2 separate regions of the Homo sapiens genome follow, and region 2 is linked to region 1. Evidence: chromatin loops called from intact Hi-C (ENCODE). Cell type or tissue: gastrocnemius medialis. All regions are shown on one strand. Each heading gives the region's core, and the rest is flanking DNA. Links, peaks and the distances in the headings are about the cores only.

Region 1 (4,391 bases), core at 253-4,252:
TTAGACCAAAGAGCTCCCCTGAGCAAATCCCTTCTTTGGGGGTTCCACTGCCAACAGCATGAGGCACAGCTCCTGTCCAGGGCCTCCACGAGCCCATATGAACCCACCTGCCCAGCCTCCTCCACAGGCCTGGCCCTGTGCTTCACCTCATGAGGACCCCACAGCACAGGCAGGCAGCTGAGGCTCCCCCTAGGTCTGGGCTGAAGACAAAAGTCATTCCCCCATTTCTGTTCAAGGCTGCCAGGTGGGGATCCTCAATCTCCAGCTCAGATCCCACTGCCAGGACCCTCCCCAGCTTAGGAGGCTGCCATGGCCACCAGGGCTGACTGGGTCACAACCCCTATGAGAACTGGCAACAATGGTTCTGGCTCTCTTGCTCCTCTCTCAGGTGTCAGAGCTTTTAGGTCAGGGCCAAAACCCTGTTGTTGTCCTAGGCTGAGTTTATTGGGTACTCTTCCAAGGGCCACAAGAGTATATTGTATGGACTCAGATGCTCTCCCCATGCCTCCAGGACCCAACAAATATCTCTCCAAGGGAGAGAGACAGAGACAGGAAAACAGGAAGACAGGAATGGGGTAAGACAGAGAAACCAAGGGGAAAGGACAGAAGAGAAAGGAAAATGGAAGGAAAGAATAAGAAAAACACATAAATAATTGCTTTCTGCATCCTGGTTAAGAGAGATACACTTAAATCCTAAGACTGGGGGAAGTTAGAGAGCAGGCCTGCACTGGGCATCAGGGGACAAGCTGTGCTACAACCTGCATCAATGTCAAGGCAATATCTGTCCTGGAAGAAAAGGTCACCTTGTGTACCTGGGAGTCCCAAAGCTCACTGTGGACTGAATGGCCAGAGCAGGAGGGGAGGAAGGAAAGAGGTCTCATGCCACACAGGTGTCCAGACTGCACTCTCTGCCCCAGGAAGTACCACCTTTTCCTCCCACCATCTCATAAGGCCACCTCTGCCCTATCCCCATAGGGTCCAGCAAGCTTTGGGGAAGACTCTACAGAAGACATAGGGGAGCAAACTAATAGCATGAAAGATCTGGAGCAGTCAGAGCTACAGAACTACGGACTCCAGGCCAGCAGGGGCAGGGGTGTGAGTGGGTGAGGGCTGGGGGGTACAGGAGACGGAGACTGACCCTAGGAATATTGGAAAAACAATAAGGCCTGCAATGGTGGCCCTTCCCCTACTCAGAAACCTTTCCTGGACTTGAAGGAATGAGGATTCTTTGATTCAATAGTTGTACTTTTCTTGAATAGCACTGCTAAGCCTGTCAACAAACCTTGGTAGAGAATCGCTACTGAGATGTTATTTATGCCAGGAAAAGTGGGTAACAAACTTCGGCATTCAACAATATAGAATCCCTTTAACAAATTATGGCCTCTCCACATGCTGGAATATGGAGACCTTGATTGTTATGTTGGGGAAGAAACTTGATGATGAAAATGCTGACCCCAGAATGTGTAAAGTAGAGGGAAATTAACCCTGGAGGCTGGGATTAGGGGGAATGTTGTTTCACTCTCATCCTCTTCTATGATTTCTCCAATGAGAAATCCTATCTTATCCTCCTATCTATCCAATCTTATCCTCTTCTATAATTTCTTCATGTTTTCCATTTACAATCAGAACAAAGCAATCAATGATCTCCCTTTCCCCAAAAGGAACAGGATTCATCACTCGGTGTTTGATGTGAAGTCCCTTCAGCTCTCCAAGCCCCAGTGTCCTCGTGAATCAAGCGGAGATCATCTTAAAGCCCTCAACAGGGACAAGTGTGAAGGAACCAGTAAGAGAATGCTGAGATCAGAAGCCTGGATCCTGCCCAGCCCCATCCCCGATGGTCTCATGCCAACCGTCAGGACCCAACGTTATCCAGAGACTGGGCTCTAACCACAGCCTGGACTCCTCTAACCCTGGGCCCAGCCACAACCACTCTAGGACTTCTGCTTTGGAAAGCAGAAAGCTCAAGCCCCCGAAAATAAAAGTCCTGGAAATGTTCCCAGTTAGCAGACACTAGGTCTCCCCTAGTGACACAGAGAGAAGAGAAACAAACAGGCACTAGGAGGGATTGAGGTGGTCCCTCTGTCCCCCACACACTCCTTCACCCACTGGGCAGCTGCAGCAATGCTCTCTGTCTTGGTGATGTCCATGGTCACCGTCTCCAGCCTGTCTGAAGTCTGGCCCCTCAGCTGCTTGGTCCCCTTCTCTGTCCTACATGCAGCTCCCGCAAGCCTGTGCATTCAGTTGTCTGGCCAGTAGCTTCCTGAAGCGTGAGTCACAGCTCATGATGAACACTATGTGTCTCTCAGCTGGCTCACCACCTGCCTCTCCCAGTATGAGCACAGAAGGTAGTACAGGCCCTGGAGGACCACCAGGTAGAGCCACATGGCTTTGCAGAGGACAGACCCAGGTAGGCTGGGGTGAAATGAGAGTCTGGCCTCTGTTCAGACAGGAGGATTTAAGAACACAGAGGGCTGAGGTAGGCAGAGAAGCCCTCAGGCATTTTGGCAGAAAGTCTTCACTTTCCTCCCTGATCACTGTCTTTCTGCAACATTTTTTTTTATCCTGGCTTCATCTCTCTACTATTTTGAACTGCCTTTGCAAGTACTCATGCATGCAGTTGCAAACCCCAAGTCCTGCCCAGTAGGAAACTACTATGACTCAGCAATGCTTCCCTAGTCCACAAATTTCTCTCTGCATTGCTGTGCCCACACAGATGTTTATGTGGGTGCAAACGTGTATTGACACAGGCTTACACACAGCAGCCCCCACACACTCTCCATAGCAAACACACCCCTCTGCTCTAAGTACAAGGGTCAGAACTGTCTCTACAAAGCTGCTGTACTGACACTTCTGGTCCATGACCTTCTGAGCACAGAAAGACCTTATTGGGAAGCTACATATGGTTTCCAGCCACATTAGGTGGAAATCCCTCTCTGAGCCTGAGATTCCTCATCCCGCTCAGCACCCAGAATCAATCACTCCTCAGAAAACTGGGTCATGGTCAGGCTGTCTAGGATGAGAAGGAGAAGCCGAAAGAGTGGACAGGAACAGATCGTCTCCTGCTATAATAGTTTTTTGGGGCAGAAGGAGTGAAGGATCCCATGGGGGCACTGTGGAAGTCCTTCCATTCCCCCTCCCAGCAGCCCTGGGTGTTTCCTTCCTGTGGGTTCCAAGTCTCCATTCCTTTCCCTGCCACTGGAGGAGGGGGTGTGTTGGGATATGGTGGAGGACCTGAGAGATGGCACAGGAAAAGTGCAATGACTTTTAAGTGAGGGTCAGTCACTGAGGGCCACAGAAGGCACAGGTGAGGGGGAGAGGACTCAGTTGTCCCAGGGAAGGGACCTGGGGCCTGTCAGTGCCTATTGACATCTCCTTGCTGGCTCGTCCTTAGGTCTATTTCTGTGACCTGAGGTTACTCCAGCATCCATGGAAAGAAAACAATTCCTCCTCATCTCGGTGGCAAGAATGGCTGGGAGAAGGCAGGGATAACTTTCCTCTTCAAATCCATTCTCAGGTCATGCCTCTCATCCCTGGCCTCCAGGAAGGCACCTGCCTCTTCCTGCCACTGCTCTCTAAGGCCACCCAAAATGTGGAAGCTACTTTGGAACTGGGTAACAGGCAAAGGTTGGAACAGTTTGGAGGGCTCAGAAGAAGACAGGAAAATGTGGGAAAATTTGGAACTTTCTAGAGACTTGTTGAATGGCTTTGACCAAAATGCTGATAATGACATTGACAATGAAATCCAGGCTGAGGTTCTCTCAGATGGAGATGAGGAACTTGTTGGGAACTGGAGCAAAGGTGATTCATTACATTTTAGCAGAGAGACTGGCAGTATTTTGCCCCTGCCCTAGAGATCTGTGGAACTCTGAACTTGAGAGAGATGATTTAGGGTATCTGGCAGAAGAAATTTCTAAGCAGCAAAGCATTCAAGAGGTGATTTGGGTGCTGTTAAGGCATTCAGTTTTAAAAGAGAAAAAGATCATAAAAGTTCACAAAATTTGCAGCCTGACAATGCAATAGAAAAGAAAATCTCATTTTCTGAGGAGAAATCCAAGCTGGCTACAGAAATTTGCCTAAGGAAGAAGAAGCCAAATGTTAATCCCCAAGACAATGGGGAAAATGTCTCCAGGGCATGTCAGAGGTCTTCACGGAAGCCTCTCCCATCATAGGCCAGGAGGCCTAGGAGGAAAAAGTGGTCTCATGGGCCAGGCCCAGGGTCCCCGTGCTGTATGCAGCCTAGGGACTTGGTGCCCTGTATCCCAGCTGCTGCAGCCACAGCTGAAAGGGGCCAATGTAGAGCTCAGGCTGTGGCTTCAGAGGGTGCAAGCCTCAAGCCTTGGCAGCTTCCACATGGTGTTGAGCCTGCCAGTGCACAGAAGTCAAGAATTGGG
Region 2 (4,391 bases), core at 88-4,087, 81 kb after region 1:
ACTTTAGCCCAGAAGTTGCCCGGACTTGAGACCAGCCTGGGTAACAGGGCGAAACCCCATCTCTACAAAAAGTTTTAAAGGAGGAGAGAGACAAATTTAAAAGAATTTTTGTTAAAGAGCTCCATGGTTAGAAGTCAGCTTAATTAAAAGCTAATATTCAAGCTATGTGTATATTTTTAAAGCCTTCTGTGTTTTCTCTTTAAATCCTATTTTAAAAAATTTTGTTCAGTAGACTAAAATCTTTTTTTTAAAATGTGTTTGATGTCTCTATTCACTTCCTTTCTTAAAAACTATCCTCCCATTTACTTTTACTCCACCCTATTCCTCCTTCCTCTTTGCCATCTTCAATACCACATTTTTAAAAAATCTAGAAAAGACTTCTAATGACTCAGACTCCTTAAAAAACTCAGAAAAGGCCAGGTGCAGTGGCTCATGCCTGTTATCCCAGCACTTTGGGAGGCCAAGGCGAGCGGATCACCTGAGGTTGGGAGTTCGAGATCAGCCTGGCCAGCATGGTGAAACTCGGTCTCTACTAAAAATACAAAAATTAGCTGGGCGTGGTGGCACACAGCTGTAATCCCCACTACTCAGGAGGTTGAGGTGGGAGAATCACTTGAAGCCGGGAGGCAGAGGTTGCAGTGAGCGGAGATCGTGCCACTGCACTCCAGCCTGGGCGACAGAGCGAGACTCTGGGTGACAGAGCAAGACTCCGTCTCAAAACAAAAACAACAACAAAAATTCCATTTGTAAAGGCATCTCCCTCTCTACACCCAAACCTCCAAAACCTTTTAGAATAGAAAAGACAATGGCTTAAAATTTAGATAACTTTACCTTTATTTAGATCTAAATTCTATGCCTTTGAAATATACATTTTCTACCTTATTTCATCTAAAAGTCATGTCTTAGAGATACAAGTTTAGAGTTGCCTAGTTAATAATTAAGACATAAAACAGATAATTTAAAAATTGATAGTCTGAAGTTGGGGAAAACTACCTAGAAACTGACAAATAAAAAATCTGGTCTGGCGTAGTGCCTCATGCCTGTAATTCCAACACTTTGGGAGGTCAAGTTAGGAAAATTTCTTGAGCCCAGGAGTTCAAGACCAGCCTGGGCAAGATGGTAAAACTCCCCATATCTACAAAAAATACACGAATTAGCCAGGCATGGTGGCACGCGCCTGTAGTCCCAGCTAGCCAGTCAGGTAGAAGGATTGCTTGAGCCTTGGAGGTCAAGGCTGCAGTGAGCTGTGATGGCACCACTGCACTCCAGCCTAGATGACAGAAGGAGAACCTGTCTCATTAAAAAAAAAAAAAAAAAAAAAAGTATAAATCTATAAGCTCTACTTCTGTTTATGTGTCTATATATTTATATGTGCCTGTGTATGTAATGTTCCATTATCAAAATATATAAAAGAGCTCTAATTAATTCAGTTAAAAAAATGCTTAAATCAAATATTTTATTAAAAAATAAAAACTTTAACTCAAATGTCTGTTTAATTCACATTACTTTGTAAACCAAAAGTAAAATCCTAAAGCTCCCTAACCATCCGAATGGACCACTCCTCACAGCCAAGGGTGTTCTAAAATTAACCTGAAAACTAGGTCAGGCCATGATGGGAAGGGGGAACCAGACCCTCCTCCCTTCTGGAATTAATGATAGAACAGACGTAGTCTGATAAGAAACATACATTCATTTATTCATATATTTTTATTTATTTATTTTTTGAGACAAAAATGCCTCTTACTAAATAACTGATTACTCATATCATATAGAGGCCTGGCTTTGGTGGAAGCCCATCTGCAACACACTGCCTAAAATTAGACACAACTAATAACTATTTAACTAGACTGGCCTATTCTCAGGACTAAGAGACTAGTTCCATGGCTTATAAGACAATTCACCAACTCAATTTCTGGACTATAAAATTTCTTTAAAATTTTTCACACCGAGGAATGCTGGGGCTCAGAAGACAATACCCTAAAATGAAGGCCTCAGTAGCAGCCTCAGAAGCAGAAGTTTTTCTCTGACCCTCTCCTGTCCTCCTGTTGCTGGGTCCCATTCTCCCCCAAGGCCAGCTATAAAAACCAGGACCTCTTTTCCCCAAAGCCAGCCATAAAACCTAAAATTACTGTATGTAAAAACTGGCCATAAAAAATTATCTGACCTACCTTATTTAACTTAGGTCCTAAGATCTCCCCATTCCAGAGAGGGTCCTGCCCCATACCCAGAAGGAAGGAATGAGAGAGGCCAGGAGGAATCTCAACAGGCCTTCCTGGGTTTCCCCACTCAGTCTGTTAACATTAGAGCATGCCCTTCTGTCCAGTCATATTTCTACACAGCTGTCCATACTTTGTAAAACATAAACATAAAATTGGCGATTTCAGGCTGGGGGCGGTGGCTCATGCCTATAATCCCAGCACTCTGGGAGGCCAAGGCGGGCGGATCACAAGGTCAGGAGTTCCAGACCAGCCTGGCCAGCATGGTGAAACCCTGTCTCTACTAAAAAATACAAAAAATTAGCCGGGCATGGTGGTGCGTGCCTGTAGTCACAGCTGCTCAGGAGGATGAGGCAGGAGAATTGCTTGAACCCAGCAGGCGGAGGTTGCAGTGAGCCGAGATCATGCCACTGCACTCTAGCCTGGCAGACACAGTGAGACTCCATCTCCAAAAAAAATAAATAAATAACTGGCAATTTCCCCTATATCTTTGGGTCTTCATTCTAAAGGTGCTCATATATACATATTAAATAAATTTATCTACCTTTTCTCCTATAAATCAATTACTCTCATGTCAGTGATTTTCAGCAAACTTTTAGGAGGCCAAGTGTCTTGGCCCTCACAACACCAATTCCCATGCCTGAGTCCAGCTCAGTAGATGTGGACCCTGGGCCTCTTTCCCCACCTTGTTCATCCACCAGCTCCTTGCCCTTTAACCTTCAGGCCTGACTTCTGGGCTAAAACAGTTTCAGGCAGGCGCCCCTCCCCACCCAGGACAACCAGACTCAGGCCCCTGAAGGTTAGAAGGTCAGTTTAGCATCCCCTCCAGTCCTCTCCTTTCCCCCTCCCAGAGGGAGCTGCGCCATTACATTGGTCCTCAAGAGTGTCACACCCCTCCTCTGCTTGGGCAAAGAAAGCTCCAGTGTCGGCCTTCCTCCACTCCTCACCAGTGGTCATGATGCCTCTCCCACCTCAATCCTTCTTGAACCCTGAATCAGCTGGACTTAGCTTCATTCTTCTAGAGTTCTTTTACACCTCCTGATGTAATCTCACAGAGGATGAACAGAACTCGATAGCTGTGCCACCCCTGCCCCCTCCCCGGCCTTGATTTTTTTTTTTTTTTTTTTTTTTGGAGACAGAGTCTCACACTGTTGCCCAGGTTGGAGTGCAATGGTTCAATCTCGGCTCACCGCAACCTCTGCCTCCCGGGTTCATGCAATTCTTCTGCCTCAGCCTCCCAAGTAGCTGGGATTACAGGTGCACACCACCATACCTGGCTAATTTTTTTGTATTTTTAGTAGAGACGGGGTTTCACTATGTTGGCCAGACTGGTCTCGAACTCCTGACCTCATGGTCTGCCCGCCTCAGCCTCCCAAAGTGTTGGGATTACAGGCATGAGCCACTGCCCCTGGCCTTGATCTCTTAATTGCTTCCCTTTTTCCTCAGAGTTACATTTTCCCCACTCTAATCTGTCTCCCTGCAGTTCAGGCATCTTCTTCTCTGACCTTTCAAGCCTCTTGTTCACACCACACACAGATGAGGGAGATTATCTGCTTATTTCTCACCCAAGGGAGAGAGCTCCAGGGGAGAGTCAGAACCAGGATCAGAGCCGAGAGCCAGAGCCAGATGCTGCTGCTGAATGAGACAGCGGAGATGCAAAAGCAAAGCCAGAGCCATCCGTCAGCCCAGTATTTGTAATGGGTGCAGGGTTTGAATGTTTGCAGGGTGCTTTGGCATGGAGCAGTCCATCTGGTTTTCATCACCATGACCATGTAAGTAGGAAATATTCTGATTTTCCAGATGAGAAAACAGGCTCAGAAGGTTCAGTCACTTGCTCCAGTACATATGGCTACTAATCAGTGAAGAACAGCCTCAAATCCAGGTTTGTCTCACCCCAGGTCTCCCACTCTTTTTACTGCACTGGCATAAACTTTGACCTGTGAGGGAACAGTTAACTGTCCCAGACGGAATGGGTGGCCCCCCTCTCCAAGAGACTTGAAGATTTGGGACCTTCTACTCTTCTACATTTTGAGTTTGGGAGAGAACCGTATCTTTATCTCATATTTACTACAAAAACAATCTGTGCAACAAAGCATTCCCCAATCACCCTATTTAAAATTATCACCACCCCAAAATTCCATATACCTCACTCCCATTTTTCCCTTCATGAACTTA

The links. Hi-C counts contacts between places; a loop is a spot of excess contacts. Peaks named below come from ENCODE experiments on the same cell type or tissue, not always from the same donor. Only the 100,000 strongest peaks of a DNase experiment are listed, where the experiment ranks them.
Region 2: it touches region 1 in a loop (6-fold over the local background); 1 of 110 quality-filtered maps calls a loop at or near these places.

What each region holds. Positions count from the first base shown.
Region 1 is chr12:56,939,099-56,943,489 of GRCh38, forward strand. It overlaps the pseudogene LOC100420982. Among named protein-coding and RNA genes, the nearest start is that of SDR9C7, 6.9 kb to the left of the region's middle. In gastrocnemius medialis, for the core only: no CTCF peak of the experiment used is centred there; a DNase peak (open chromatin) is centred at 2,316.
Region 2 is chr12:57,020,196-57,024,586 of GRCh38, forward strand. No RefSeq gene overlaps it. Among named protein-coding and RNA genes, the nearest start is that of TAC3, 5.9 kb to the left of the region's middle. In gastrocnemius medialis, for the core only: no CTCF peak of the experiment used is centred there; no DNase peak of the experiment used is centred there.